Regions from separate parts of the Homo sapiens genome. Here region 2 is linked to region 1. Evidence: chromatin loops called from intact Hi-C (ENCODE). Cell type or tissue: Calu3. All regions are shown on one strand. Links, peaks and the distances in the headings refer to the core of each region. The heading gives the core; the rest is flanking DNA. Region 1 has its middle 89 kb from the start of OR13H1. Region 2 has its middle 27 kb from the start of IGSF1.

Region 1 (16,247 bases), core at 4,992-12,991:
CGTGGAATACTTCTTTAAAATAGAAGAACTTGAGCAAGGTTAATGGAATATTTCTTTTAAGAGAGAAGAACTTGAGCACAGGTAGGATTATAATAATCAAAATGTAGTGTGGGATATGACTCTATTCCAAGTGGCAGGAAAAAATGTGCACAAGTTTAGGGGCATGCCATGGAGTTCATTTTCAGAATGGCTAGCTCCTGTTGGCTGAAAGATAGCCTGCAAGTGATATACATCAGGAAAGATAAGGTGGGGGCATGTTGTAGAGCATATTGCTAACCAAAGTAGTTTAGACTTTATTCTTTAGTAAAGAGTAAGCCATTGGAAATTTTAAAAACAAAAATAACATAGTAGACTCCAAAATCTTTACTGAAGGAGTAGGTGGATGAGTCAAAGATAAATCCAAAATGTTTCATTTGGGTGACTAGGAAGAGAGCAACACTCTAAACAAAGAAGGAAAGGAGGGGGCTTGCTGGCTTTGGTAAAAAGAAAATGGGTTCAGCTTTGGATATTACTGAACATAAGGTGTTAAAAAGCCATTCAAGTTGAGATAGTAATCAAATACATGGATATGCAGGTCTGAGAATTTAGATACACAGATAAATTTTGGAAGTCAACCACACAGAGGGGATAAGAAATGTTGTAGGTGTATGTAAAATCACCATGCCTGAAGTCAGAGGCAAGATCAGAAGGAGTGTCCATGGAGAATACCCACGCTTACAGGGTAGGAAGGGAAAGGGGCAGTTTAAAGAGAAGAAGTGGTTGTATGGAAGTTAGTGGAAGAACCCAAAGACTGAGCCAAAGGAAGAGAGAATTTAAAGAAGGAGGAGGGTGATTACCAATGTCAAATATTTCCAACATATGGAGGAGGAAAAGTTCTGAAAAGCATTCAATTTGACAATTAGAAAGTCATTAGAAACTGTCAAACAAGATGTGTGAGTAAAATGGAAGGTTCAAAAGCTAGAAAGTAGGCGTGAGAAAGCATAGGCAACAATGTAAACTACTTTTTTTTTTTTTTTTTTTTTTTGAGACGGAGTCTCGCTCTGTCGCCCAGGCTGGAGTGCAGTGGCGGGATCTCGGCTCACTGCAAGCTCCGCCTCCCGGGTTCACGCCATTCTCCTGCCTCAGCCTCCCAAGTAGCTGGGACTACAGGCGCCCGCCACTACGCCCGGCTAATTTTTTGTATTTTTAGTAGAGACGGGGTTTCACCGTTTTAGCCGGGATGGTCTCGATCTCCTGACCTCGTGATCTGCCCGCCTCGGCCTCCCAAAGTGCTGGGATTACAGGCGTGAGCCACCGCGCCCGGCCTGTAAACTACTTTTTAGTAAAGTTTGGTGATAAAAGAAGGTGAGAAATGAGATAGCTTATGAATTTATCAGGATTAAGAAATGCATGCTTTTAGAATTGAAGAATCATCTGTATGATTGCAGGCATAAGGAAAGGAGCTTGGTACAAAGTAGGAAATATATACATTTATGTATATATGTATATATTTTTTCATTAGAAAGGGAGGCAGGGAGGCAGGGAAGGGAAGGGAAGGGAAGGGGAGGGAAATATAGGGTAAAATATTTGTAGCATAGAAAACAAGGACAACTACTGAAGCAAGACCCTGAAAAAGCAACAGGTGGAATTAGCTAACCATGCACATGCTATGGGTAGCTCTGGCAAGAAGGGAGGTGGGGGCTTCTTTCTCAGAAGCAGAAGGAAAGGATAAGTCCAGATACAGAAAAGAGTTAAAGTTGAAAGGAGAGAAAGGACCAAACAGATTTTATTCCTCTCTGATCAATCTAAATTTCTATTACGCACGTTTCTATTCCTCCAACTTCTGTGACTGGGACTCCACCTTCAGGAAGCCTGTAGCATTTGTTTCCTTGCGTGTGTCTCTTTCATTCCTGTTCTGCAGATGTTTTCTGTAGCAAGCCTACATCACCATTTCTTTCAGTAGCCATTAGTTTACCCCAGCTGTTTCTTGCTGCCCCCTCAGTTTTACTATATTCTTTTATTCCTTTCTCTACCCCTACCTAACATCTATTTTTATTCTTCTCCATCACGTAAACCTCTCATCCACACATTTTACTGCCTGAATCTCTTAACTCCCTTTCATATAGACCCTTCCTGACTAGTAAATACTATAGCTAGCGATGACTACATTTTTCAGGAGGTTGAACTGTGATAGGAAATGATAGCCAGAGAAGGGATAGCATAGTGGGGGGAAAAAACCTTGAACAAGTTTACAATATAAAGAAAAGGAGTCAGTAGAAAAAAAAGAGGGAGATGTTAAAAACAAAATAAAGGAAATAATTTGATTCCAGAGCAGGTAGGAAGAAATGGAATCCAGAGCACAGGTAAAATGATAATCTTAGGCATAGAGACACTCCTGCTGAGGCGGGAAGGAGGAAGTAATAATAGGTCAAGTGCATACACATTTGTAGGAGGAGACATGAACTTTAAGAATTCCAACCTGATGACTTCTATTTCCTGGAGTAGTAGGGAGGCCAAGTACTGAGAATTAAAGTGGAAATGATGGAGTACTGATGGGAGGAGGCTCATGAAAATTTCAACATGCTTTTGTGGAAAATGGAAGAGAGAGTAGTCTAGGAAAAATTGAGATTATCAAACAACGTAGAGGATCCAAGCAAAATTGGAAGCAATAAATATGTAGAGGCATAAATCCACATGGATGTGAGACTGTTATCTTAGTAATACTTAGCAGTCTACATGTAGGGAAATATGGCCCAAATAAGATCTACATAGAGGAAAAGAGTTGAATTAATGTAGGTAAAATTGAAATAGGAATGGATTCCAATGTCCCAGGGGAGCATGCCATGCTTGAAAAACTATGGTAGTTTGCTATAGCTGGAAGCATAGTATATAAGACTAAAAAGTTAATCAAGGACCCAACAAATGATGTTTTTATACGCTTTGGCAATGGAAATCCACTGAAGGGTTTTGAACTGGAGAATGACTTGATCGCATCTGTGTTTTAAAAGCATTACTAGAAAATATCTATGGAGGGGGGAATAGAAGGAATAGACAAATGGCAAAGAGGCCATTTAAGAGGTTATTTAACAGTATAGATGGGAAGGCTTGAACAAGGGCACAGAAGTGGACATGAAAGGAAGAAATGGATTAGAGAGACCTACAGAGATGATTAGTTGAGGATAGATTTGTGAAAACTTGGTGACTAAATGGGATTTTAGGTTATTTGAATTTCATTTCTTCCTCACAGATTCTTCTTCCTTACTCCCCTCTGCAGATGACCCTTCCTTTGACAGAAGCCAAAAAGCTAGTACTAATTGCATATAAAACTCATAAAGTATTATTGAAAGTTGAACAGTATAATTGAAAGAGTATGGACTTAGGAGTTTCATGTTCTAAGCCCTACTCCACCACTTAATATCTTCATGATTTGGCACAGTTAACCTCACTGAGCTTCAGTTTCTTCCTCTGTAAAATGAGGATCATATCTATTTTCCAGAGCTATTGTAAGGTTTAATGAAATACTGCAAACACGTATAGAAAGTAGTTTGCTTGAATGCTTCCTGGTACGTAATAGATGTTCAAATGGTAGTTAGTTCTGTTTCCATTATTTTTATTACTCTTAGTATCTTTGTTATTATCTCAGTGTCCATGGAGTGCTTTTTCCAGATTCTGCTGTCCCCTCCAAGGCTGGTTTCATCATGTTTCATCCTGCCCCTGCCTTCTCTTCACTGAAGTCATACCAAGTCACACTGTAGATAGGTGACTCCCTAAATATTGCCCAACAAGCCACATAGTGTCAGGAACCCTCCCTGACTCCAGTCCAATCATTGAGCCAGCTGGCCCTAGGTTCACACCAATGGCAGAGGCTGTCCCTCAAATCAGGTCGAATTTGGCTGGACAAGGAAACCAACCACACAAAGATGGCCTCTCAGATCATTCGTTTAACTATTGCCATAAATGGACACATAAACCTCCTATCATTGCGTGTGTCATAAGTGAATATATTATATTCTCATATGCTATGTTCTCATACATTATATTCTCCCAGGCATGCCTCATGTCCAACTACCTGAAAACATGCCAACTGGAAGAAGCCCCTCAAATCTCAACACATAAGGAGTGCAAAACACAAAAACAAAATCTTAGCAGCCAAGGCCCCTCTGACTGAATCATGGCCAGCTGTCTTTAAAATAACGTATGCCAATTTTATGACTGCCTACAGAGATTGCCCTGCAAATAACCTTGGGTAGGTGGTTGTGCCTCTAATTATACCCCGTAAGTGACAGAAATCATGCTGCATCATGACTGTCTTCAAATTGCAGAAAAACAGACCTAATTAAAAGAGTTTCCTGATGGCCGGGTGCAGTGGCTCACGCCTGTAATCCCAGCACTTTGGGAAGCCAAGGTGAGTGGATCACCTAGGGTCAAGAGTTCGACACCAGCCTGACCAACATGGAGAAACCCCATCTCTAGTAAAAATACAAAATTAGTCAGGCATGGTGGTGCATGCCTGTAATCTCAGCTACTTGGGAGGCTGAGGCAGGAGTATCGCTTGAACCCAGGAGGTGGAGGTTGCAGTGAGCCTAGATCGCACCACTGCACTCCAGCCTGGGCAACAAGAGTGAAACTCTGTCTCAAAAAATATTAATAATAAAATAAAATAAATTTTTAAAAAAAGTTTCCTGTTTTCCTCTGAATAAGTCCAGTATGGTCCTTTTAACAGAAGCAGCATGTTTGAGGTTCTCTCCTCAAGAATCTACCAAGTTGTTGTTCAAAAGGATTATTTTCCCAGAACTAAGGATCAACTTTTAGTGATAACCTGACATGGGGGTACAAAACAAATCGTGCACAAAAGGAGACCAAAATGTCAGGCATTTTCCAGAATTTCCCTTTGGCATCAGCCCTATGGTCTTAAATTGATAAGAGCTCTAGTAAGACCTTTTTGGGTGCTCTTTACCCTACAATCTTCCTTTGCCCAAGCTAGAACTAGGGTCAGTGGCATTCTTCATGCTCACGTTTTCCTAATTATACTGTAGAACCACTACCAAATTGCTAGAATTGGGACCAAGTGGAATAGTGAGAAGAGGGGAGAAAAGTGGTCTATTTAACTTCATCTCACCCTTCCAAAATCCACAAGGCTTCTCTCATGGACAAAGATTTCACATAATGGGGACCTTTACAAAGAGTGAGCAGTCTGCTTGGCTATGATAGGAGCAAAGAGTTTTAAGCAACAGATTAGGAATTCACATTTGGGTAAAAGCAGGTAGAACCTCTGTTAGCCTGGAGACTTCAAGGACGTTGATGACAGCAGTACACATGCCTCTTACTATTTGAAAGGGAGCCGAATGTCTACGGAATGTAGTATTAAAAGAAACTATTTAGTAATTTTAATACATCTCTGTAAACACACGTAATTCCACAAGGCTACTCTCAGAGGCAAGGACGGGAAGCCGTAGCAAGGAATGTCTCTATTCTAGTCCTAAGAAGATTTGTGTCGCTTTCCCATAACCTCAAGTGTTTACTTGCTCTTGTAATAAATCAGGCCTAGACTATCACTGCCTAACAATTTTCCAGTACGCGTCACTTTCATTTCAGCTCCTGCTAGTGTACCATGCAAAGCACCTGTGCATAGTAATTAATTTTAAGCATTTATGCATGCTAGTAAACAATTCTAGCACAACTTTGTGGTTGTGTTTCACTATTAAATTAGCCCTTTTTGTTTTGCTGAAGTCCACATGTGTGTTTATGTATGCATGTGTTTACATGTATCTGTGTAAACAATAAGTAACAAGCAAAAACAAGCCAGTGTCCTACAGGAACGAGAGCAGTGAGTTTTTTACTATGTGTACCTGTTTACCCTCACTCCAGGCTAAATTGTGTGCCCCTGTGTTTTAAAGTTAAATAACTATAACTACCTATGAAATCACATAGCACTTCCACTTTAGGATTATCAAACGTCTGCTAGCATTTTCTTAATATATTCGATGCAGTAGCTGGATCCCAGGAATTCACCTATGAACACTGAAAGATTACTTCTGATGGCAGACATGAAATTAGTTGCTCCAATTTTTGAACTAGATGGAACCAACTGGAATAGACTACAGGGTGAGAATATACATGTGAGTTTGAGTGAATATGTCATTTAAACCTAATTTTTGTCTCATTTTCAGGCAGTTATATAGAATTTCGCTTAAGAAATACTGGAACATAACTGGGACCTTGAAGAAACTAAAGGGTTTGACAGCATAATTGAAATGGCAAAGTCTGCTTTCATCTTTAGTTTCTCTAGTGAAAGAAGTGACTCTATGTCTCCCTGAAAGCCCAAATTGGAGAACAACTAGGTCCCCCAGAACTGGTCCAGAAAATTAGGGATAAAGAAGTGCCATTTTTCAGTCCTACATCACCATTATTCAATTTCTAGTGGTTAGACAAAGTGTACCCAGCATGGAATTTTGAAAGGCAGGCAGATGAGCCTCCTCCACAGCTTTTTGTTGGTCTACCTCTCGTCTTCTAAAGAATAGTGTGCTGGGGGAAGTAGCTAAAAATGAAAAACATTGAACAAAGGGTCACAAGTTACAATTGTATTAAAGACTTTGAGTCAGATAAGGCCACTTTGAGTCAGATAAGGCCAAGTACTAGCTGGAAACAAAGAAAGTAAGAGACTGACAACATGAGCAGTTTACCATGACCTTCTACTTAGACTCTGGGATAAGGTCTCTGTGACGGGTACTCACTGAAAATTGAGAGACAAAGAAGTAAACAGTTATAATTTGGGGTGGAAAATGCTGTGAAGGAGGTAAATGCAGGATTCTACAGGATTACATTGACACCTACCACCAACTTAAAGAATAACGGTAAGCAGGGAGGGCTTCTTTTAAGATACGACATCTGAAATGAGTTTCTAAAGACAAATAGGATTTTTCCTGATGAAGCAGTCATTGCAGGCATTACACCTGGAGAGAAAATATTCTGTCCAAAGGCATGAAGGTATGAAAGAGGAGAAGCATGTGCTAACTGCAAGTAGCTCTGTTTGGCTGGACTGTAAGGTCTGAAGTGGTGAGGAAGAGATGGAAAGATAGGGAGGATAGTGCATAGGAAGGTAACAGGCTGCAGCAGTGAGCCAGAGCCGGATCATGAAAGGCCTTCTGTGACACTATACTGGGAGCTGCGTATAGGCCATGACTCTTAATAGCTAAGCTTCATGGGAACAGAAACTATGTATATTTCATTTGTGGGTTCATCCCCAATTTCTCTAACATTGTACATAGCACAAAATAGAGGTCCCAATAGCAGCATGAATGAATTCCATGCCAAAGCATTTAAACATCATCCTGAAGGCTAAGAAGATCATTCAATGGTTTCAAGCATCTAGGGACATCGCTAGATTTCAATTTTATATAGGCTGTGGTTGAAGGGTGGAGAATAAATGGGAGGGGTTAACACTGGATGTGAGAAGCAGGTCTATAAGGCTATTGTAGTAATCCAGGCGAGAGAAGATGGTGGGCAGGGATGGGGGATTTGGAAAATTGGGTAAATTTAGGAGGCATTTAGCAAATTGCATTAACAGGACAGGGTAACTGATGAGAAAGAAGATGGAAAGAAGAATGTGTCAAAGATGATACTACCAGTTTGATGATTTGAACAACAAGGTGGTACTATTTACTGAAATTGGGAATATTGGTAAATGAGTGAGTTTGTGAGGCAGAGAAGGGTATCATTGGTGGGGCTATGGCATCGGAAAGGGGTGTGGGAAAATTGGAGGCAAGGAGAGTAAGGAAAATATCAGTTTCATTTTGGAAACATTGAGTTTAAGGCATCTGAAGGATATTCAGATTACTGTGTATTCAGTACCCAGTTGACTATATATCTGAGGCTCAGAAGAAAAATCTGGAAATATAGATACGGGAGTTGCATATAGATAGCAGTTGAAAGTATATGTCCCTTTTGGTTGGCTCCTTTTTTGTTGCTGTTGTTTGTTTTGAGAAGAAGTCTCACTCTGTCACCCAGGCTGGAGTGCAGTGGTGCGATCTTGGTTCACTGCATCCTCCGCCTCCCAGGTTCAAGTGATTCTCCTGCCTCAGCCCTCCAAGTAGCTGGGATTACAGGCGCGCACCACTACGCTCGGTTAATTTTTGTATTTTTAGTAGAGACGAAGTTTCGCCATTTTAGCCAGGTTGGTCTCGAACTCCTATTCTCCTCCCAAAGTGCTCAGATTACAGGGGTGAGCCACTGCGCCTGGCCTGGTTGGCTCCCTTAATGACTCCTTTTATACCCCGGCCCAGTGAGCTCTGCCTAAAAGCTAATTCACCACAACTTGAATTCCTAATGAGTATTTAATCTTCTTCCTAATGTCTTGTAACCCAGCCCAGGCCCCAGCGGTACCATCTAATGAATCCCTCAGGAGACTAAGATTCCACATCCTAAAGTTAGTGCCGCTTGTAGCCACAGCTCTCAGCTTCTAACAGCACAAGGGTGCCCTCTAGTGTTCAGCATGATGCATACAGGGGCACAGAGAACTCTGAATTGTGAACCTCGCCTTTCAACCAGGATCACTGCCCTGCCACCTTCACTTCTGGGGAAATTCACTAGCCACATACAACCTCAAATTTGGAGGGACTCTAAGTACTTCAGATTCTAGCAGGGCATGAAGAGAGTCAGGCAAGCCGTACTCTCTTAAGGCAATGTATTTTTTCAGTTGCCCATCACAGTTAGGGAGTAGCCTGTAGTGTCATCTCTTGAGTAGAACCGTCTAGGTTCTCAGTAAGCCTCAGGGGGAAAACTACAAGATAGATTGGTCAGAGTTATACTATTATTTCAGAAATAATAAGCCACAGAGTGTAGATACATATGTGTCTACCAAACTAGAGAAACACAAGGACCCATGCCACAGGCCTCCTGGTTGCACTAGTCTCTTAATATATCCTACAGCAGGGTTAACCACTTTGTCCACAGGTGCCACTCCCATCACTAGAAACTTTTGTATACTAACCAGGGAGCCAGGGTGAAAGTGGAAGGATCATCTTTTACCCTTACCTACAAAGGGCTGTGGGAAGGGCAGTACATCATAAGGAATTCTGGGTGGTACACTCACCTTTACACTAGTGAAGAGATCCCCTTGTTCATATAGCAGATTAGGAAGAATAGAGATCCTCCTATAGGATCGGTGTGCTCATGAGATAACATGCAATAGGAATCGGCGTGCTCATGAGATGAGATAACATGCAACAAAACCCCAGTATTACTACTGTGTTACTGCTTCTACTCAACCCTCTACAGAGTGGAGATCCAAGTGCCTACCTCACTATAGCCTAAGAAAACCTATGCCCTAAAAAAGAACAAAATCATGTCCTTTGCAGCAACATGGATGCGGCTGGAGGCCATCAGCCTAAGTGAATTAATGTGGGAACAGAAAACCAAATACCGCATGTTCTCACTTATAAGTGGGAGCTATGCATTGGCTATACATGCACACAAAGATGGGAACAATAGATACTGGGGATCCCAAAGTGGGGGGAAGGGAGGGGGCAGGGGTTGAAAAACTACCTATTGGGTGCTATGTTCACTACTTGGGTGAAGAGATCATTAGAAGCCCAAACCTCAGCATCACGCAATATACCCATGTAACAAACCTGCACATGTACCCCCTGAATCTAAAATAAAATGTTTTTAGAAAAGAAGAAAAAAGAAAACCTATGCTTTTCATCTTATTTTGCAACTCTGCCTTAAGTTCTAATATGGCCCTCCACCATCTGTCATTTCCTTACCTAGGATTCCAAACAAATATGCCAATTACCAGAAGACATTTTCAGAACTGAAGGCAGAACTGAAAGTATGATTAACCTGAGTATGATGTCAAGCACTTGAATTGTTTCGCTAAGGCTAAGGTCAAGTCCTTTCAACAATATGTAGATAATAACTATGGCAAACTTACATCATGTCCCAGTACTAGACATATTTATTTATGAAATGGCTGCCTATTCCAATCATTACCTCAGCATCACAACAATAAAACTTTGCCCATACCTATTGACTCAGGGCCTCCCAGATCATCATGGCAAACCATAAGTTTGTTTTTAATCATTTTTGGAGTTTGTTTGCATATAATAACATTTACCCATTTTGAATGGACTTTATAATAAGCACTGACAAATTTATATACCTCCTGGAAATAACAACTGCCATACTCAAAATACAAAACACTGTCATCACCTCCTCCCAAAATTCACTTCTGCCCATCCCAGTCACCCAGAGACCCACTTCAAGCCTAAGGCAAGCAGTATTTTTTATTTTGTCATCAAGAATAGATTTGCCATTCCTGAAGTTTCATATAAACAGAAGTATACATGATATCCTCTTTTGTGTCTATCTTAATTTAACAAAATGTTCTTGAATTTCATGTTCAAGTTAAAGTTATATCCCACTGTGGTTTTAATTTGAATTTCCCAAATGACTGATGACGTTGAGCATCTTCTCATGCTCTCAGTGCACATTTCTATTTTTTTTTTTTTTTTGAAATTTTGAACCATTGTTTTTATGAAATGGATTTGTCTACAGCATGAATGAGACTGATGTGTGGAAGATGGTAGCTCACATGTGCCACAAGCAATATTTTTTTGCTGTTTGTCTTATTCAGTACCCTATATATTTTCAGAAACAGATGAATTAAATCCCATATGACCTCATCATGAAATCATGGTATCCTTTTTTTTTTTTTTGAGACAGAGTTACTCTCTTGTCACCCAGGCTGGAGTGCAATGGCGCGATCTTGGCTCACTGCAACCTCCACCTCCTGGGTTCAAGCAATTCTCCTGCCTCAGCCCCCCAAGTAGCTGGGATTACAGGTGCCCGCCACCATACCCGGCTAGTTTTTGTATTTTTAGTAGAGACGGGGTTTCACCATGTTGGCCAGGCTGGTCACAAACTCCTGACTTCAGGTGATCCACCCACCTCGGCCTCCCAAAGTGCTGGGATTACAGGCATGAACCACTGTGCCCGGCCAATGATATCCTATATTCTATTCCTTATAATGAGATTACAGAGTTTCCTGGCCACTTGATATAGCACCACTTTTGGAATAACCCTGCAAAAGGCCTACTTAAAAGTTGAAAGATAGAATTATTGGACCATGTTCTATATATTCCATATGATGAAGGCACATAATTGCCTATTATGCATCAATCACATTAAACTTAGGAACACTCCAGGTAAATGAAGTTTGTCCTGAGATTTCTGGCATTTATCAGGTTCTACCCACAGTTCATTACTTATGTTATTTTTCTAGTTAGCCTGATAACTGATTTCAAGAAAGGGACAGAATTTGTTTCATTGGCAATTTTACTTACTGGGCTGTAGGTTTGTGAAATAGTGATCCTCTCAGCCCTTAGAACGGCCATGAAGACCTATGGCATTCAGAGCATGGGGTAAGTTGCCTTCAACTTTGAATAATCTTGCCCATTTCCTTAGTATACCATGTACACACCATTTTCTATAAGTGTTAAAACATGAAATTTTGGGGAGCACTAATTTAGTCCTCTGTCATAGATGTAGCCATCCAGCACATGAAGGTACTATTTTCTACCCTAATTCTCTCTCCTACACCTAATCCTCCCTGGCCCTAAAACCAGCCTACTCCAACCTAGCAAATTCTTTATTTATTTAGTTTTTTTTTACTATTATACTTTTTAAGTTCTGGGATATATGTGCAGAATGTGCAGGTTTGTTACATAGCTATACATGTGCCATGGTGGTTTGCTTCACCCATCAACCCGTCATCTACATTAGATATTTCTCCTAATGCTATCCCTCCCCTTGCCCCCACCCCCTGACAGGCCCCAGTGTGTGACGTTCCCCTCCCTGTGCCCATATGTTCTCATTGTTCAACTCCCACTTATGAGTGACAACATGCAGTGTTTGGTTTTCTGTTCCTGTGTTAGTTTGCTGAGAATGATGGTTTCCGGCTTCATCCATGTCCCTGCAAAGGACATGGACACGTTCTTTTTTATGGCTACATAGTATTCCATGATGTATATGTGCCACATTTTCTTTATCCAGTAAAATATTGATGAGCATTTGAGTTGGTTCCAAGTCTTTGCTATTGTGAATAGTGCTGCAATAAATAGACGTGTACATGTGTCTTTATAGTAGAATGATTTATAATCCTCTGGGTATATATGCAGTAATGGGATTGCTGGGTCAAATGGTACTTCTAGTTCTAGATTTTTTTTTTTTGAGATGGAGTCTTGTTCTGTCACCAGGCTGGAGTGCAGTGGCGGATCACTGCTCACTGCAACCTCCGCCACCCAGGTTCAAGTGATTCTCCTGCCTCAGCCTCCCAAGTAGCTGGGACTACAGGCATGCGCCACCATGCCCAGCTAATTTTTGTATTTTTAGTAGAGATGAGGTTTCACCATGTTAGCCAGGATGGTCTCTTGACCTTGTAATCCACCCACCTCAGCCTCCCAAAGTGCTGGGATTACAGGCATGAGCCACCATGCCTTGCCTGTTTCCTGACTTTTTAACGATGGCCATTCTAACTGGCATAAGATGGTATCTCATTGTGATTTTGATTTGCATTTCTCTAATGACCAGTGATGATGAGCTTTTTTTCATATGTTTGTTGGCCGCATAAATGTCTTCTTTTGAAAAGTGCCTGTTCATGTCCTTTGCCCACTTTTTGATGGGGCTGTTTGGTTTTTTTCTTGTAAATTTGTTTAAGTTCCTTGTAGATTCTGGATATTAGCCCTTTGTCAGATGGATAGATTGCAAAAATTTTCTCCCATTCTGTAGGCTGCCTGTTCACTCTGATGATAGTTTCTTTTACTGTGCAGAAGCCCTTTAGTTTAATTAAATGCCATTTGTCAATTTTGGCTTTTGTTGCCATTGCTTTTGGTGTTTTAGTCATGAAGTCTCTGTCCATGCCTATGTCCTGAATGGTAATGCCTAGGTTTTCTTCTAGGGTTTTTGTGGTTTTAGGTCTTATGCTTAAATCTTCAATCCATCTTGAGTTAATTTTTGTATAAGGTGTAAGGAAGGGATCCAGTTTCAGTTTTCTGCATATGACTATCCTGTTTTCCCAATACCATTTATTAAATAGGGAATCCTTTCCCCATTGCTTGTTTTTGTCAGTTTTGTCAAAGATCAGTTGCCAACCTGGCAAATTCTTATACTGTGATGAAAAATGTCTCCAACTACATAGTGATGACCATCATATCCTCAGAAAATCCCTGATTTGGGGAACATCCACCTAAACACCTATTTGTTTAAGAAGTTAGCAAGACACAAAGTCAACCATATTTTATGGGAATGAGAATACTCACCACCAAGGCCTTCTTTGGGACTTAGAGGTGATACTACACTCAGAACTCCATAGCTAAGAGCAGCTAAGGCAAACCCAGAAGCTCAGTTTGTACCAGGTATTCATTCTAGAAGTATTACTAAGCGCTTAGAGTGTATCAGGCACTGGTGCAATGCTTGATGGACCACATTCACAGAATTTTTTGGTCTTACTAGGCTGCCCAAATCACCAGGTCTTGAGGGCAGATTATCTCCTTTAGCAAGTCCTCCCTGGCAGATTATCCAAACTATGAACTTTAAGGCCATCTATTTCCAACTATAATTAATCAGAATAATCTGGCAGAGGAAGTAGGCAAACACACAGGCATACTGATGCCAGACTGAAAGTCAAATATACCCAGAAACGATAATGTAAAGTACAGAATAACAGGCTGACTCCCATTTAGGGAGGCCTGTCCTTAAATACTGTGCCTATGCAAAGACATTTATGTCTGGTGATTATTCAAGATATTGATTAAACTCTACAGAGACTTTTGAAGGATTCATGTTTATTACTGCATCCTCCAATAGAATAGCATCTAGAAAACCTGTAGTTAGAACAAGAAATACCTTTAGCAATTCAGAGAAATAATACACCACTCACTGTCCCTATATGTGTCTCTAGGATTCCAGAACATTAAAATGTATCTTTAACTTGCTCCCTTTCCACTGCCATAACTTCAACCTGGTGATTATGTAATTATTCACTAAAATGGCACATTTTATCCATATGCTGGTTCTTTATCCATTGACATTAACATAATACTACAACTGAAATTAGTGAGCTATTTTGTTTTCAGAAACTCTGATGTTTTCAACTATGACACCAAGATTGAAGAATAATATTGAAGGCCTTTTGTAATTGCATCTACTATACATGGCTAAATGCAGCACAACCAGTTTTTTGAGGAATACTTCTTCTGTTCTGCTTACAGACAACTCAATAGTTCAACCTACTTCGTAGAGTTTGGCTGCAACATAAAACATTCACATGAAACATCCTCTTCAAAGAAACCATTATTATACTAGAAAAGAAAAAGAATCTCAGGAAAATAGAAATGGACAGGAACTTCCTTAACTTGCCAAACAATATCTTTGAAACATACAGGTCATATTATTCTTAATATTGAAAGACTGAATGCTTGTTCTTAAAAGCAACCTCAAAAGAAGGATAACTATTCTTGCCACACCTATTCAGCGTAGTATTGAAAGTTTTAGATAGTGAAATAAAGCACGGCTAGAAAATTAAATTTATGCATAGGAGAAAGAAAGAAACAAAACAGTCCTTGTTTGCAGATAATATGATTGTCTACATAGAAAATACCAAGGAAACCATAAAAATCTCCTAGTTAGTAAGTTGCAGGATACAAGATCAACCTACAGAAATCAATTGTATTTTTATATGCTAGATAAGAACAGGTGGATACGAAAAATAAAAAACATAATGCCATTTACAATTGCTCAGAAAGTGGAAGACTTAGGGGTAAATCTAACAAAACTTGTAAAGAAATTACAAGCTGAAAACTACACAATGCTGATGAAAGAAATTTTAAAAATCTAAGTGGATAAATGGAAAGACATAGTATGTTCATGGACTTGAAGACTCAAAGCAGATGTCAACTCTACCCAAATTGACACACATATTTAATGTAATTCCTGTCAAAATCCAAGCAAAATTTTGTATATATAGGTTATGCATATATATATGTATATACAATAGATAAGTAAATATGTGATAGAGATAGACAATATACCTACAAAAATGCCTGGATTTTGGTACGAATTATTGCAAAATTTGTATGAAAAGTCAAAAGACTCAAATAGCTAAAAACAGTTTTTTAAAAGTACAAAATGGGAAGACTCAGTGTACCCAATTTCGAGTTTATTATATAACTACAGTAATCAAGACTGCATGATATTGATAGAGTGATAGACACATAGATCAATGGTGCAGCACACAAAACCCAGAAATAGACACACACAAATATGACCATTGATTTTCGGCAAAGGTGCAAAAGCAGTTCAATGGAGGAAAGATAGCATTTTCAACAAATGGTATTAGAGCAATTGAAAATCCATAGGGTAAAAAGTGAACCTCAACCAAAGACTCATACCCTATACAAAAATTAACTAAAAATGTATTATGGACTTATGTAAAATGTAAAATTGTAGAACTTTTAGGAAAAAAGCACAAGAAAAGCTTTGGCATATAGGGTTGGGCAAAGAGTTCATACACTTGATACGAAAAGCACAATCTATAAAAGAAATTAAATGATAGTTTGGACTTCATCAATATTAAAAACTTTGGCTCCATGAAGAAGGATAAAAAAACTTTGGCTCCATGTTAAAAGGATAAAATACAGTCTATAGAGTAAAAGAAAATATTTGCAAATCACAAATCTGACAAAATACCTGATATCTATAGTATATATAGAAAAAATAAGCAATCCAATTAGAAAATAATGAAAAGACATAGACCTTTCACAGACAAGGATATACAATGGTAAATAAGCACATAAACAGATGTAAAACATCATTAGTCGTTAAGGAAATGCAAATTAAAAGCACAATGAAGTATCATTACACACCAATAAGAATAGATAAAATAAAAATAATTACAACTCCAAAAGCTGGCAAGGATATAGAGGAATTGGACCTCTCATGCATACTTGATGGGGATATAAAACAGTAGAGCCACTCTGAAATAGAATTTCAAAGTTTCTTAAAAATGAAACACAACCCAGCAATTGCCCTTCTGGGCATTTATCCCAGAGAATGAAGCCTTCTGTTATGTAGACACACACATGCACAGCTACTTGTACACAGGTGTTTGTAGTTAATTTGTTCATAATTTTTTAAAAAACTGAAAACAACCCAAATGTCCTTCAATAGGTGAATGCAATGAGTCAATGCAACGGGTTATGTGACTGTGGTGT
Region 2 (16,247 bases), core at 5,188-13,187, 370 kb before region 1:
GATGTGTTTCAATCTCGTTATTTGTTCAATCTGAGATTATCTTTTAGTAAGGAGATTCAACCCATTCTGGTTTAATATTATTGTTGATACTTATGATTATCCCTGCCATCTTATTTTACCTTTTCTATTATCATGATTCTTGTTGGTTTTCTCTTTCCAGTAATTTATGGGATTGGTGGTGTTTCCGTATTTTATTTTTTGTTCTCTAGTAGTTTTTTGGAAGGTTTATATTATATTTCGTATTCCAGTGGCAATGCTTAATTTCTTCAAATTTACTCAAAGATATATTCTGCATACATTTCTAGAATTTATGATTATTTATATACTTATCTGAAAAAGGCAACAACCATTGCAATATTTTACCTTCCTTTTTTCTTTTCTCTTAAACCTCTCAAGTTTTCATGTTGAGATCATCTAGGATTTAGTCCATATTGCTACTATTTTTTTACAATAATAATTATTTAGATTTAGTTACAGTTTTTTACGGTTTCACTGTTCGCCATTGTTTCTTTTACTCCACATAATCCCTTCAGATTCAGTTTTTATTTTGCTAGAGTACATCCTCTAATAATTCACTCAAAGATGAATAATGGTTGGTGAAATATTTGTTCTTGCATGTCTGAAAAATATTTTCCTTTTGCAACAACCCTCAGCCTTCCAACTTAAATTTTAGTCTTTCTTAGTATAGTATTCTTGCTTCCAAATTATTTTTTCTCATAAATTTGAAGCTAATCCATTACTATTTCTGAACATGAGTATTGCTAATGAGCAATCGATACTAGCCTGGTTCTCTTTCCTGTGCAGGTAGCCTGCTCGTTGCTTTGGAAACTTTTACAAATTTTGTTGTCTTTATCCTTGGAGTTCTCATATTTCACCAATATGTGTCTTAGGTACAGATATCTTTATATTAAACTATCTTTTTCAGTGACTGGTATGTGATTTTTATTTGAAGACTTTTGTCTTTCTTCAACTTTGAGAAATGGTGTACTGTTATCGATGTTTTAGGTCAATTTCCCTTTCAATTTTTCTTTGTTCTTCTTTAACTCCTAGTTACTCTGCTTCCTTGGGCATTAGTCCTGATTCGTGAGTTTGGTGACTCCATTTTATGGTGCTGGTTTTCCCCAAATGTTTGTGAATTTTATGTTAGTGCTCATCATGGGTTTTGAGAACCTCTGTTTGCTTCTAGATGACATTTCTGTTTCTCACAGCCTGCACACTCATCAAGATTTTGAGAAAGGACAGGCCATGCTGCTGAGTGGAGTGTATAAGTAGTTCATCTTCTGGGTATGAAGGCTTCCTGTTTCTCCTAGGTGTGGCCAACCACTTGGTCTTGCTTCTGCAACCTGCTTTGCTTTTCCAGCCCAAGCATCCAAAATACTTTTTCTAGCCTGAGAAACCATCTATGCTGCCCACTACCTGACACAGTTAGGCAGAGGAGAATGAATAAAATCAGTCAGCTGCTCAAAATGGGGTACCCTAATAATGATTTTCCTGTGGCTTCCATATACCACCTGTTTCTCCTGTCTCTGGGTTGGGAGATCATATGGAGTCATAGCCTCCTTATTCAGTCATCCTCTACTACATATGTTTTAGGCTGTGCTTTTCTCCATTAATTTTATTCCCTTTACCTTTTGACTCAAAAGGATTCCTCAAAATGTATGACAGGCATATATATTTCTTATTTTTAATTTCTGTTGTGAATATATTAATTTTGAATATATATTTTCTGTCATTTATAGAGATTAGGGGCTGGAGAGGAAAGCAGCCATGTGAGCCTATTCTACCTTTAGTCACTTTCTACAGGGATAGGCCTGCTATAGTCATACTTTCTTTCTCCTTAATTAGGGAAAAATCTGGAATACACGCCGGGCGTGGTGGCTCACGCCTGTAATCCCAGCACTTTGGGAGGCCGAGGTGGGCAGATCACGATGTCAGGAGTTTGAGACCAGCCTGACCAACATGGTGAAACCCATCTCTACTAAAAATACAAAAAAAATTAGCCGGGTGTGGTGGCGCATGCCTGTAATCCCAGCTACTCAGGAGGCTGAGGCAGGAGAATCGCTTGAACCCAGGAAGCAGAGGTTGCAGTGAGCCAAGATCGCGCCACTGCACTCCAGCCTGGGTGACAGAGCGAGACTCTGTCTCAAAAAACAAAAAAACAAAACAAACAAACAAACAAAAAACACCTCCAATACAGAAACAACTTTATGGGAAGTACTTCATACAAACTATGAAATTGTGAGCAAAGTCTAACATCCCATAAGATGATGGTTTGTGAGGAATGCCCTGGGCCCAAAGGGAGTGATCCTAATAGGCCATAAAAAAAAGAACTACAATCACTTTTAAAGTTTGCTCATGTTAAACCATGAATCCACATACAGTGCAGAATGTACTAAATTCTTGAACAACATTGTAGGCTGATTGTTTTCATAGAACATTGACTTAAGATACCTAAGTTTCAAGCTGGGCATGGTGACACATGCCTGTAGTCCCAGCTACTCAGGTGCCTGAAGAGGGAAGATCACTTGAGGCCAGGAGTTTGAGGCTATAGGGCATTGTGATCATGCCTGTGAATAGTCACTGAACTACAGCTTGGGCAATATACCGAGACCCCATCTCTATTAAAAATAAATAAATATATACACAAGTACATAGATAAATAAATAAATAAATGGGCCTATGTTTAAAGCTTCTGCTTGAAAGAATAAAGAAAAAGGTAGTTTTAAAATGGAAAGTCATAAACATCCAAATCTTAAAAATTCATGAATTTAGATCATATTGGAAGTAGTACTGGTCAGATAGTTTGGTGGAGATGGAGAAAGAGTGTTTTGCAGTGTCAGAGTGGCTTCATTAAACACAAAGGGAGAAGTGATTTGCAGCTGGAAATTTCAGATTCACCATAAAATTAACATACATGCCCGATGGGTTCTCATCTAATAAAACTGAGAGAGAGTGCTTGGTATCCTAAAGGCAAAACAACTTAATAAAATTAATCTATCGTGCTCCTAGTGCTTAGGTACTGCAAGGCTTCAATGATGCATTTTTCATTAAGTGACTGGGTAAATATAATTCTCTGTGTTAGAAAGTCTGAGTCCTTATTCTAATTTATTGAAATTAGAAATAAAGAACTTACTTAATGACTCATCAGTGTTGGGAAGACAAAGGGGAGGGCACCGTTTTATGGTGGCCCCTATGACTAGAAGAGGGGTAGTATGAATTTTTATTGGGCTTGAACCAACAGGACTCTTCCGGGACTCATTTATTCTTCCCAGACACCTTTGTCCCAATTTTAGGGGCTAGACAAACTCCATACTACCCTCATTTAAATCTTCTAATGTGCATTGAACTCTCTGCCTTTATGTAAGGGGCAGACTGAGCCAGGAAAAAGGAGCTAAGCTAGAGCCTGACCTTTGTATTTCTGTCATGTTTTACAGAGTAATCCCAGCAAGGGAAAGAACTGACTCAGGGCAGGTTCAGCCTAGCTAGTGTTATCTTTGTGTGTGTTGGAAGGAGCAGAGAGGGCTAATGAGAAGGCATCTGCTTGGGTTGATGTGAAAAGAACCCTGGGACAAAGGTCTCTTATCCCAAAAGATATACCTCACCTGCCTGCCCCTTTCACCATAGGTTTCCAACATAGTTAGTCATTCAGTCCCTTGAAAAAATAGAAGTCTTCTTTTAACATGCAAGCGCTCTCAGGAGGTATAAATTGTTCATGTTTCACAAGTCCTCTCAAGCGCTGGAGTCAAATAAGACTCATGCCCCCAATTGTCACTTATCTTAGGTAAATTCTTAATCTGTCTTAGCCTCAGCTAAACCATCTGCCAAATGGAGATGATAATCTCTACCTCAAAGGTTGTTTTGTTAAATGAAAAGCAAATGTGTAAGTACCCAAGAAAGTGCCTGACATGCATCAGATGTGTCCTTACCTTCTGTCACTTGATCTGTATCAGTCAACTGAGGGGGGAGGTGGCAAAATGGAGTGTAGAAGTGGGTCCCAAAGAATCTAGAGGAGTAGGCCCAGGCAGGAAAAGCAAAATACAGAAAGGCCAACTCTGACTCAGAATTATGTCCAGGGTTGGAATTTCTGTGCGTCAAAGTGCTGAAATAACATGCAGTAGCAGTTCAAGCCTGCTGTTAAGTAGCACTAGCACGATGGTTCAAAAGAGGGCTTTGTGACTCAGCCTTGGTTCTCAACATAGTGGAGAAGAACTCTGCTTATCATTTATATGACACTGGGTAAGTTACTAATTTGGCTGAGCCTCAATTACCTCCTCTGTAAAATTAAGAGTATAATAGTGCTTTCCTTAGAGTTATTGTTAGGCTTAAATGTGTTACTATGCATACAGTGGCTGGCACAAAGTAAATGTTCAGTAAATGTAACTTGTCATTAGTATTACCAGTAACTCTACTATTACTATTATTTTATCTTCCAGAGTTAATAAATTATTTGTAAGTTCCAGAGCACTTAGTCCTAGGACCAGATTTCAGATGAATTTGGGAGAAAACTAAAGATTTTTTTCTAGTGTTACCCTACTTCTTATTTCAGAGTCTTTTTAGGCCTGGTGGCAGCCCCCCACCCTAAAGGGTTCAGTGTCTTATTCCCTTTCTATTATTTGCCTTTTCATAAGCTCTGCCCTCAGAGTTTCTGGAGGGAAGACTCCAACACGAATTCTTGCTATTATATGAATGGGTGTTAACTCAAATCCTGCACCTTCCATTGAATTTACACTTTTAATAAAGGCAGTCTCTTAATTTCAGAGACCATTAGTTATTTTATTCCCTTCAACTCCAGGGATAGATTAGCAATAAACAAGTGGCTCATGTACAGACTTTTATGGTCAATTTTTCATACAAACTAGTAAATGAAAAACAGCTTGTGATGGAAGAAGCTCAGACCAACTTGATCAGGGCATGTGAGGAATGACTTGGGCCCAGAGAGAGAGATTCTAATAAACCAGGAAAATGACTTTCTTAACCCCCATTGTTCATTGACGTCAAGTCCAAAATGCACAAGCCTGGGTGCTGAGCAGGCTTGCAAGTTTACTTGTCAGACCAATTTAAGACCCTTGACATTTGGGTTTCTTTTTAGCCAGGCAAAATAGGGGAGAAGGAATTTTACAATATATATTTTAAAACATCAAATCAGAAGGATGCTGAGATTCATCTTGGCATTTTTATTTTACCATTTGCTTCCCCAAAGTACTTTTAATCGGGTGAATGTTAAGTTTGGGGTCAGTAGAGGACGAGAAGGCATGTTGGGCACCAGAATCAACTATTAGATTTTTTTTAAAAGGAAAACATAATATCCAAATGCTCTTTCAAGCTACAATTCTCGGAGATACTCCAAAGAAAATAGCGCTTAATTGGCTCATGTGATCTTCCCTAAGTAGTTATCTACAAATATATCCAATAGGTCCAGAAAGTTTAGACTGCTGAGGCTGAGAAGAGGTGAGTGGGATGATGTATTTTGTGATTAAGCAGCTTGGTATATTAAAGTGTCATTGTTAGAACATGAGTTGTAAGTGCTCTTCTCCATGCGCCCCTCTCACTCCTTGTTCCCCAGTGATCCCTCTTGTGCCCCTGGATGGTCTTTACTTCTTTCTGGCCTTCGTCTCAAAACTTGTTTTTATAGACGCGCGCGCGCGTGTGTGTGTGTGTGCACACTTGCATTTGCATTGAATCGGACAACAAAAATTCCCACTGTGATGTGAACGAATAAAAAAACCCAGCTCAACAAGATATTTGCATTTTAATAAAGAATATAAAGTCCTAAAGATAGAATTTCAGGCACTAGTAATTATGGAGTAAGGGGCTTCTTGGCCAGATGGAGCTTTATTATGTTTCTTTTTACCATGTGCCTGCAATATTTAATTAGGCTCTACTCACATCTATCTGGCCTTTGTAATCATCTGGCTTGCATAAGAAGTTATAGGTAGCAGGCAGTAGCTGATGTGAAGAGACCCACTGGGTTAGCAGTAGACTTAGCAAAATGTGGCACATATAGGCTACTAATTTTATTTAAGTAGGCTTTGTTCACCAACAGAGGAAGTTGAAACAGTATCTGGCATTCATTCCACATTCTGGCATTCTATAATAGCAAGTGCTATCATGTATCAAGCACAGTGTTAAATGTTGAGCTCCAATCAGTAATAAGATATGGTTATTTTCTTGGAAGAACTCAGAGTCCAGTGGGAAAGACAAGTAAACATTAAAAAATACAAAGTGATTGGACAACTGGCTAGCTACTTGAATAAAATATCTGGATCCCAAGTGACTCTTCACCGAAATAAATTCTGGATTGATCAACAATTTCAATATTAAAAGATGGAAAAACCATAAGGTACTAAATGAAAACATGGTGATTTCTTTTATAATCTTGCAATGAAAGAAACCTTTCTAAGTAAGCATGCTACAAAAACTGAATATATATATATATATAGGAAAAATTTGATACAGTTGACTACATAAATACTATCATTTCTGTATGGCAGTAATAAATAATTAAGCAAGTCAAAAGGCAAATGACAAACTAAGAAAAAAATATGTATTACAAAAATGACAACAGACTACTTTAAAAAATATACCTGAAGCATTTACAATTCATGAAGGGAAAAGACTAGAAATTGGATAAGGAATCTTAACAGAAAAAGAAATATAAATACCCAATGGATATAAAAATTCTGCTCAAACTTGCTTTTAATTGTTTAAAGACAAATCAAAACAATGAGTTATAATTTTCCCCTATCACATTTAAAATTTGATGAAGTTTTATAGAACAAGGTTTCTGAGGCTATAGGGATGCAGTAACTCTCATGCACAGTCAAAGTAAAACTTGGAGCTATATATTTGGAGGGCAATTTGACATATTTATCAAGGTTGTAAAAGGCCATAATCTTTAACCCAGCAATTCCAGTTTTAAGAATTTATCCCTAGGGCACATTTACATAAACAAGCAAATATACATTTATAAAAGGATGTTCATTATAACATTCTTTCTAATAGCAAACCAAAACAAAACAAGCACAGCAGTACCAAACCAAAACAACAATAGAAAAAAAAGACAGTCTCCTCAATAGGTAAGTGAATCACAGTACATCCATCCTTTGAATATTATGTAGCAAATTAAAAAAAAGTATATATATATATATATATATATCCTCTGATATGGGAAGCGCTCCTAGATACATTGAATGAAAAAAGCAAGGTACAGAACAGTATGATCTGATCTATGTGACAACAAAGCATATGCAGATATTCTTGCATATGCATTAAACAATTCTGGAAAAATACACAAGAAACTGTTAACAGAGAGCTTACCTCTGGAGATTAAGACTGTGGTGGGAGGCTCCGATATGGACATATTCTACTTTTCAATTCATAATCTACTGTACTGTTTGCATATTTTAACCATGTGCATTTATTATTATTACCGTTCTTTATCACTAAATAAATACTATTTTATATGTAAGTGAAATATAATACCAACTCCAATTATAACATATATAATATGTATACATATATAGATAGAAAGCTAGACTACTATACAGGCTACTCTAATAGCATAGGAGATGGTCACCTAAGCCAAATAATGTCACTGTCATGGTTGGGGGTAGGGGGAGGCTTACTGAAAGAAGGTGATAGCCGCACTGTATTTTGATTGATGACTAAGAATTAGGTGAAGAAGAGAGTTGTAGGGGTTACTCCAAGAAAATACATATTATTCTATATTCTATATGTTATTGTAGAGAACAGTAACATAAAGAAATTATTGATTGGGAGCTGCAGTATGGTAGGGGATGTTAGGCTGGAGAGTGGGAGCAGTTGAAGTTGGAGATAGAGACAGGGACTAGAGACTTTGAAGGGCTTTGCCTGCCATGCTAACTACATTAGACTAAAGTCTCAGGGACTAGTTTTCTTGAAAACGATGAACTAAAAGATTCACACTGTGATGTAAATAAATAAAAACAGGTATTTGCATTTTAATAAAGCACAGAATGTTCCACAGGTCCAATTTCAAGCATTGGTAATTAGGGAAGAGGAATCTCCCTCATGTCTCTCAGTTCACACATTTATGAGAGGATGACACACCTGGTTGTCTGCATACCAGACTGTTCTACTCAGTAGGGAACTTGCCACCCTTCTGGAGGTGGGGGAGGATTCTATTTTCCAGAAACCCCCTAGTCCATCACTGGTAATAAGAAACTAGGGATAGAGGGTGGCTCCCATGGCAACCAGTGCCCACAGCCCTGTAAACACTTATAGCTGAGAGGGACTGGGAGGCAAACAGGTGTTCTAACCAGCTGGGTCTGCTGGTTTCTTTCCATTGGTACCACATGGTCCAGGGGAAAGTGCACAGATTCTGGAGTAAGACAAACCTGGGTTTTCATACTGGCTTTGTCACTCATTAGCTCTGTGACTCTGGGCAAGTTACTTAATCTTTCAGCATTGCAAGTCTCTTGTAGGGTTGTGTGAAATAATGTATTTTAAGCACTTAGCACAGTGCCTGATGTGTAGGAAGAAACTGATGAGTGTTAGCTTTTGTAATCATGATTATTCCCACTTCCGCATGAACCCACTAAGGATTGCTATAGTCTTTGCCATATTTATTAAATTATCATTATCCATTCTTACCCATGAGTCTTCCAAGAACTTTTGTCCTCTTTCTCCAAAAGTCCACCAAATATTATTATTATTATTCCTTCTTCCCTATGAGCCCATTGTCGATTATTGTTCCGTTGTCATTATTATGAAAGTCACTGATGATGTTATCTCCCCTTCCCTGTGAGCCTCCTGACTCCACCTTATGACTCCTGACTCCACCTCGTGACTTCTCCAGGCCCCACCACTGGAGGGAGCAGCAGAGCTGAAGCGCTGTTCCTGCCTTCCAGAGCCGCCCTGCTTGCTTTTAGCATGTGAAGAGGGCCAACAAGGCAGAAATGAATGGATTTCCAAGCTCTGCCTCCTCTCCTACCTTTCCTCCTATGCTCGCCAAGGTCCCAGCGTCTCCTACAGTTTGGGGTTTGTGTTCTCTCATCTTTTCTTCCTTGTTGGAGTGATTGAAATAAATAAGTTCAACCAATAGGTGGAAACAAGTCAGCTTGAGTTTCACCAGAAAGCGTAGGAGGACCTAGGTATCAAGAGAAGGTGAAAGAATTCTTCAGATGTGGATGGAGTCTACGAACCGCAGACCCAGAATTTCTAAGAAGATATGAATGTGAGATAATGAAAGTTACTTCTTTTTCCTGAGCTCTTACACTGTGCTAAGCACATAACATCCTTATTGCACTCATAAGAGTTTGACACTCATTATTCTCCTCCTGCAGATGAGGACGCCGAGGCGGGAGAAATTAAGGGACTTGTCTAAGGTCACAGGCTTGTCTGCCTCCTGGGCTGGGGACTTTAATCTCTACCTTAAGCTGCAGTTTAAAGAGAAAGAAAAAGAAAACAAACTTGAAGTTGAGCAAACATGGGGCAGAGACAGCTCAAGGTTATTTCTCTTCATATTTCAATGATAACCTCAGGTTGTGATTTTTAGAATTTTTCTCTTGTATTTTCCTTTTAAATTTGTTATGGCTTTGTAGCCTTTAACTTTTGTTTGCAGTTAGTATCCTTTGAACTTCATTATCTGTTTTCTCTATGATTTCTAAGAGAAAAATCTGCAGAAAAAAATAATTACAGCTACCATTTATGGATTACCTTTTGCATGCTAGGCAATTTACAGACATCATAGCGAATCCTCTAACAACTCTCAGGATTAGGTCTATTATTATTCACTTCAACTTTACAAAAAGAGAGGCTGAGACTCAGAAAGTTTTCATGGCTTGTCCAAGGACATGCAGTTGGTAAGTGGCTAAGTGGAAGATTCAAACCCTGGGCTCTTTCGCTCCAAAGCTCATGTTCTTCCCCATACTATAAAACTGACTGTTTGTGTACCACGCTACCTCAAAAGGGTTTATGGCTTGTTTTTGGTCAGACAAGGAAAAAAGAAAAGAATCTCTGTGTGTTAGCCTTGGGAGGAGGATGAGTGGGAGCTGTTTAACAGAGAGCACAGAACAATGCCCAGGGCCCATGGAAGACAGAGGAGAATGGTGAGCTGTTGGCAGAGTAAGAAGCATCCCCAGGAATTTGTGTCAACAAACCCCTCACCCCGAAGTTGTTGCCTTCAGTAGTGTGACCCTTCAACCACTGAGTGGCATCTGGAACTAAGATGTGATACCAGATGGGTTATTTTCCCTCTCTCTCTGACACAACTAGGCTGACAGAAGGTTTAGAATAAAATGTTGGAACCATTTTGCGAGGTTTGAAGGGTGTGAGGAGTAGGGACAAGCTCATTTCTGAAGAAGGGGAAGGTAAATGAAATCTCATGTTTTCTTTGTCTTCAGGAGGTCTCCAGGAGGGGATGAGTCACTGGAAAATCTTTTGACAGAGCCTTTAATGAAAAGTACTCAGGAACTTCTAATGCTCCCTACCAGGTCTTCCCTTATTAAGTCCCCTAATGTGTGACCAGTGTGTAAAGCAAAGGGATTTGCCCCAAGTTGACTCTCTGATGTTGTAAAATGGTCAGTAGTGTAATAATGGTGACCCTATTAACAGACAAAGTGGCCCTTTTCCATGTTGTCCCAAAGGATTGTCAGGCCTGGCGCCAGCAAGAATTGCTACTGAGGGAGGAATCTTGCCTAGAACTTTTTTGAGACCTGCCACCATCCAGTCTGCTCTTTGTTCCCCTTTGAGCCTGGCCTCATTTGGCTGTTCTCCCTCTGGTATGCCCCTAGCTAGCGTGCCAGCCAAGCTGTTGCCCTTCACACACCCCGCCCGCAGACCGATATGCTTGCTCCCTTTGCTTGGCTGCCAGGGAGAGGATTTATATCAAGATTGCTCAACTAGGAAATGCCGAGTTCCATACAATTCCAATGCTTGCTTTCTGTCACATTTTTGTTATTTCATAGTCTTGACCTTTAACCTTTATGTCGAGAAATCCTTGTGGATGAGTCTACCTTTGAATGATTTGTCTTGCAGCCTCAGGTTTAATATTCTGTGTCTCGAATTATTTTAGATGCCTGGGCTAGTCTGCCTCTGCTCTCATTGACCCGCTATCAATAAACACAGGGTTTGCTTAACAATAAGGCATATTCTGTTTTATGTGTGTACTCACTCTGATCAAAATAGAGATGTTTATAAATGGAGTTCTCTATGGAGGTCTAAGCCAAACCACAACCTGGGCATTTCTATAGTACTTTGTAAATTGTTGTGCAAGTGGTAGTGTTAGATAAAATAACACACTGAGGGGAAAGTGAGTTTTTATTGCTATAAAACTACTTTAACCTAACCTTCTTCCCACACATTTCACCCTTCTGGCCCCTCAATTATGGTAGTAGGGAGCAGTAGGAGAGCAAGAGTAACCCTAAAATCACCAACATTGAAATACAGTCTCTTAAGTCAATACTCTTAGTCAACAACATTTTAACAAAAAAGATTGTCTTTACGCATAGGCCTGTAGTAGGCAGGTGGGAACCTACACTTCAGCAGTTGTATGAGCCAGGGGGTAATTTTTGAGGTCTAGCTTTAGAAGAGTGTGCTCAACCTTGGCTGTGCATGGGAATAACCTGAGGACTTTAGGAATACTAATTCCTGGGTCCCAACCTCAGAGACTTTGATTTAGGTAATCTCGGGGGGTGGGGTGCAATCTGGTCATAGGGATTTTAAAGAGCTCTTTTGGTGATTCTTGTATGTAGCCAAGGTCTAGAACCATTAATCTAGAGCCTTGTTGCACAAAGTATGATATGTGTGCCAATAGAATGAACATTACCTAGGAACTTGTGAGAAATGCAGATGATCAGGCCCTGCCCCAGACCTACTGAATCAGAATCTATGTTTTAACAGAATGCCCTGGTGATTCATATGCACATTAAAGTTTGAGAGGCACTGCTCTAGAAGTGTCATCTCTTGAAAAGCACACTCTGGAAAGAACACTAGCATAGTCAACCAACATGCCCGCTGGCATTCTGGGTTTTTGAAAATATGACAAATAAACCCTATGACATCAATTGCAGAGGGAGTATCTACATCAGTCTAAGAAAGATGAACTCTCCCACTACAGAAAAATGAGAGGAAAAGGTAGACAACTTAGCATGTAGCACTGTTTCTTTCTGGTCTATCTTGTAAGCTTGGATTCTTCTGCTGGTAGTCTTCAAAGACTCATGGATATGGAGAGAGGTGCCAAAAGACTAAATAAAACAATGATTTTCCCCCCAAAGCAAGGAGAATCTACAAATGGTAGCCTAGTGAGTTTGACGTTGTTCCCCAGCAAACTTCTAGAATAGATTATTAAGAAGATGATTTCTGAGCCCTTAGAAAGAGACTTACTAATCACTAGAAACCAGCATGGGTTCATTAAGAACAAGTCATGCCAGACTAAGCTCATTTCCTTTTGGATGGGCTTACAAGAAGAAGCTGCAAAAATTATTTACCTGGGCTTCAGCAAGGATCTTGACAAACACTTCTGTGATGTCCTTTCAGACAAGGTGGAGAAATGGGGACTAGCTGAGAGCATGGATAGTTGAAGGTTCAACTCGTTAAATGATCATATACAAAATGTATGGATTTAATGAATTATTGTAAACCCAGAAAGACACTTGGATCAGGTTAAGATGTTGACCAAATTTAGAACTAAGACCAAGCTTGGAGGGACATTTGTATACATTGTATAACAGAAAATAACAATGTTCATTGTTGTCATCTTCAGGCCTTACACTGGCATAATACTTTTCTAATTACAGAGCACTTTCACATATGTTGTTTCATTTGATCTTCACCACAACCCTGCAAAATTAGAATAGTGATTATGTCCATTTTACAGATAGGAAAACCGAAGTTGAAAGATTCAGTGATTTGCCAAGTGGACAAATACCTATAAAGATACCACATGTTCTCACGCATATGTTGGTGCTTAAAAAAAATTGAAATCACGGAGATAGACAGTAGAATAATGGTTATCAGAAGCTGGGAGGGTAGTTGGGGGTGGGGGGGATAAAGTGGAGGTAGCTAATGAGTACAGAAATACAGTTAGATAGAAGGAGTAAGATCTAGTAGTTGGTAGCACAATAGGGTGACTATAATTAACAATAATTTACTGTATATTTTAAAATAACAGGGTGAAATTGGAATGTTCCTAACACAAAGAAACAGTAAGTGCTTAAGGTGATGGATATTCCAATTACCTGGATTTGATGAGTACACATGGTATGTCTGTATCAAAACATCATATGTACCCCATAAATATATACAACTGTTATGTACCCATAATAATTAAAAATAAAAATGTAAAAAGAGTTTTAAAAAATGAACATAAAAAACCCATATATTTGAGGCAAATATAAAGTTGTATGTTTCAGCTTCAAAACTAACTGCATGAACTCAGAGTGAAGGCAAGTCTTAGCAGTAATTCTATAAAGGGCATGGTAGTTTTAGTTAACTTCAAACTTAGTATGAGCCCACAGTGTTAAGTGGTTGCTAAATATGCTATTGAGATCTCAGGGGTATATTAATGAAAGTACAATGTCCATCACATTGGAGGTGATAGTTTCTTTGTTTCCAAAGTTGATCAGAACATCTCTAAGGTACTGTTTTACTCTGATTATTGCATTTCCAAAAAAAAAAAAGATGTTTTATCCGGAAAAATGAAGACTTAAGGAAGAATTTTGTGTTACACATTTTCTGTGGGTCAATGGGTATACAAGCTGGAATAAGGCAGCTCCCAGGACACTAAAAAATTTCCTGACCATTATAGTTACCTGATAATTGAAGGACAACCATTCTTTACAGTTAGTAAAGCCCCTACCCCTCCCCCTCTAGAAGAGTTCAAGCAGAGGCTGGTCAGCCGCTTGTTTGGTATGTTGTAGAAAGTTTGTGCATTGTATCATCTCTGATGGCTCTTCCAATTCTAACATTTTCCAAGTCTAGAATTCCTTCACTGTGTCTGGATAAATATGGTCAAGTCCAACTTTGGGTCATCAGTTGATGAATTCCCCAAGACTGACTGTTGGGGTCAAAATGGAGCAATGGCTTGAGTAATGATTCTGCAAATTAAGGAATCATTGGCTAGTTTTGACAGGTTTCTTGCCAAGTGCCACCTTTTACAGGATTTGTCTCAAGCTCAGAATTAATTTTGGCCTCTGCTAGCCTGTGATTTCACGTAGATTGTTCCTGGACCTTTTGCATATGGTACCAAAGATGGCCTTCTAAAGTAACCAGGGATTTCACCACAAAAGCCATCCTTTGTAGGCCAATAACTCATGAATGGCTTGAATTTCTCCACAAATTCTTACCACGCCCAGTTGAAAGCATGACTCTAGCCAGGATCCTGCAGAGTTAATTTACCACACAATATGATAGTTTTGGCTTAGGGTCCATTGTTTGGGGTGGGAGGGGCCTGAGGGAATATCTTTCTTCTCCAGACCTGTTGCCACTAGTCATGTGGTTTCCTTTTCAGGGATTTCCCCAGAATGGGGACCATCTCATCACATTGGCCCCCTCCTCAGCTTTGGAATCACTTTATCTCTCTCAGGGAGGGAAGTTGAAAGAATTTTCAACTTCTACAGCAGAGCTGAGTGGCTTGGACTTCTGGGAGGGAAGGGGAGAGATCGGGTCTAAATTTGGGAATGCATGAGTCTTCCTTCTCAATGATCCTACAGGCCAGCTTCCATGCATAAGTGGGGCCTGGACTAGATTTCCACAGGAGGACTGCAGGTTTTGTTGGACAATGATGATGAGTTAGGCCAAGGCACCTCCTTCCCTTGAGAGTTGCAAGGTCAGGATCTCAGAGAAACCTGAGAGAGCATAACTTAGTGGTTATAAACACAATCTTTGAAGCCAGACTGGCTGGGTCCAAATCTTGTCCCTAACACTTGCTAGCTGTGTGACCTAGGCAGCCTACTTAACCTCTATGTGCCTCCATTTCCTTTTTTGTAAGGAATGTGAATGGTGATAGTACCTACCTCATAGATCTGTTGTGAGGATTAAGATGCATAATAAATGTAAAGCACTAGAACAAGGTCTAACAAACATAAGTGTATGTGAGTGTTTGTTCAATAATATACATCAAAGAGTAGGCTGAGAAGGTGGTCAATTTAGTAAAAATATTTATTGAATATCTACTATGTTCCAGATACTCTGCTCACTGAGGTTTAGCGTGGGAGAGTCTGGCTTTGGAAGCAGGCAAACTTGAACTCTAATTCTAGCTCTGCCCTTGCCTATGAGCTTGGTGACCTGGGAGGATGGTACTTAATCTCCCTGAGCCTCTGTTTTTTCATGTGTAATATGGGGATAATAACAGCAAGGAATCTTACACAGTGTTGTTGTTAAGAGAAAATGAGACAGTGCCTATAGATCTGACACATAGAGAGGAGCTCACTAGGTGGTAATACATGACTTCTGTAAGCTGGGATCCATATGATTAAACCCAACAAAAATAAATGGCAAGTCTACATTTTAGTTAAAAACCCAATTTCAAAATAACACATCACTTGCACAAGTAAAGGACAAGAAAGGATTGAATTGGCAAGAGCTTGTGTGAAAAAGAGCTGTGGATTTTAGTTGACCACAAGTTTCCTGCGAGCCAACAGTGTGATCTGGCTGCCCAAGGGCTAATGTAATTTTAGATGGCATTAATAGAAATGGTGAGTTGAGATTCCGGCCAGTGATGGTTCCCTGTCCTCTTTACTCTGTGCTGGTCAGATTGCTGCAGATGTACAGGACTTTATCCTACTTACAATATTCCTGGATGGGCAATGACAAGCTCATTGACAAACTGTCCAGAAGTAGCGACCTGGGTTGGGGGGAATTGGCAAACTCTTTCTTGAGGATGAGATGAAAATAATCTGAGGAGGGAAACACTAAGGCAATATTTGAAACAGTTCTTTCTTCTAGTGAAAATGTTTACAGAACACACCCCACATCCAATCTGTCAGCAAATTCTGTTGGCTCTTTCCTCAAATTATATCAATATTCTGACCATTTCTCATTGCCTCTTCTGCTACCATCCTGACCTAAGCCAGCCTGTCTTGCCAAAATTACTACAATAGTCTCCCAGTAGATCTCTCTGCTGTCACTCTGGCCCCCTCTGTCTGCTCTCCAAACAGAAGGCTGGAGGGCCCTATTTAAATATATCTCCAGTGGCTTCCTATTTCATTCAGAGCATAAATCAAAGTCCTCATAAAAACCTACAAGGGCTTTCTGAGCCTGGTTCCTAT

The links. A loop is a pair of places that touch in the nucleus more often than their neighbours do. Peaks named below come from ENCODE experiments on the same cell type or tissue, not always from the same donor. Only the 100,000 strongest peaks of a DNase experiment are listed, where the experiment ranks them.
Region 2: it touches region 1 in a loop (5-fold over the local background); 15 of 110 quality-filtered maps call a loop at or near these places.

What each region holds. Positions count from the first base shown.
Region 1 is chrX:131,625,258-131,641,504 of GRCh38, forward strand. No RefSeq gene overlaps it. Among named protein-coding and RNA genes, the nearest start is that of OR13H1, 89 kb to the left of the region's middle. In Calu3, for the core only: a CTCF peak has its summit at 8,427 (motif pointing left); a DNase peak (open chromatin) is centred at 8,454.
Region 2 is chrX:131,254,090-131,270,336 of GRCh38, forward strand. No RefSeq gene overlaps it. Among named protein-coding and RNA genes, the nearest start is that of IGSF1, 27 kb to the right of the region's middle. RefSeq lists enhancers at 10,240-10,741, 10,742-11,241. In Calu3, for the core only: no CTCF peak of the experiment used is centred there; a DNase peak (open chromatin) is centred at 8,852.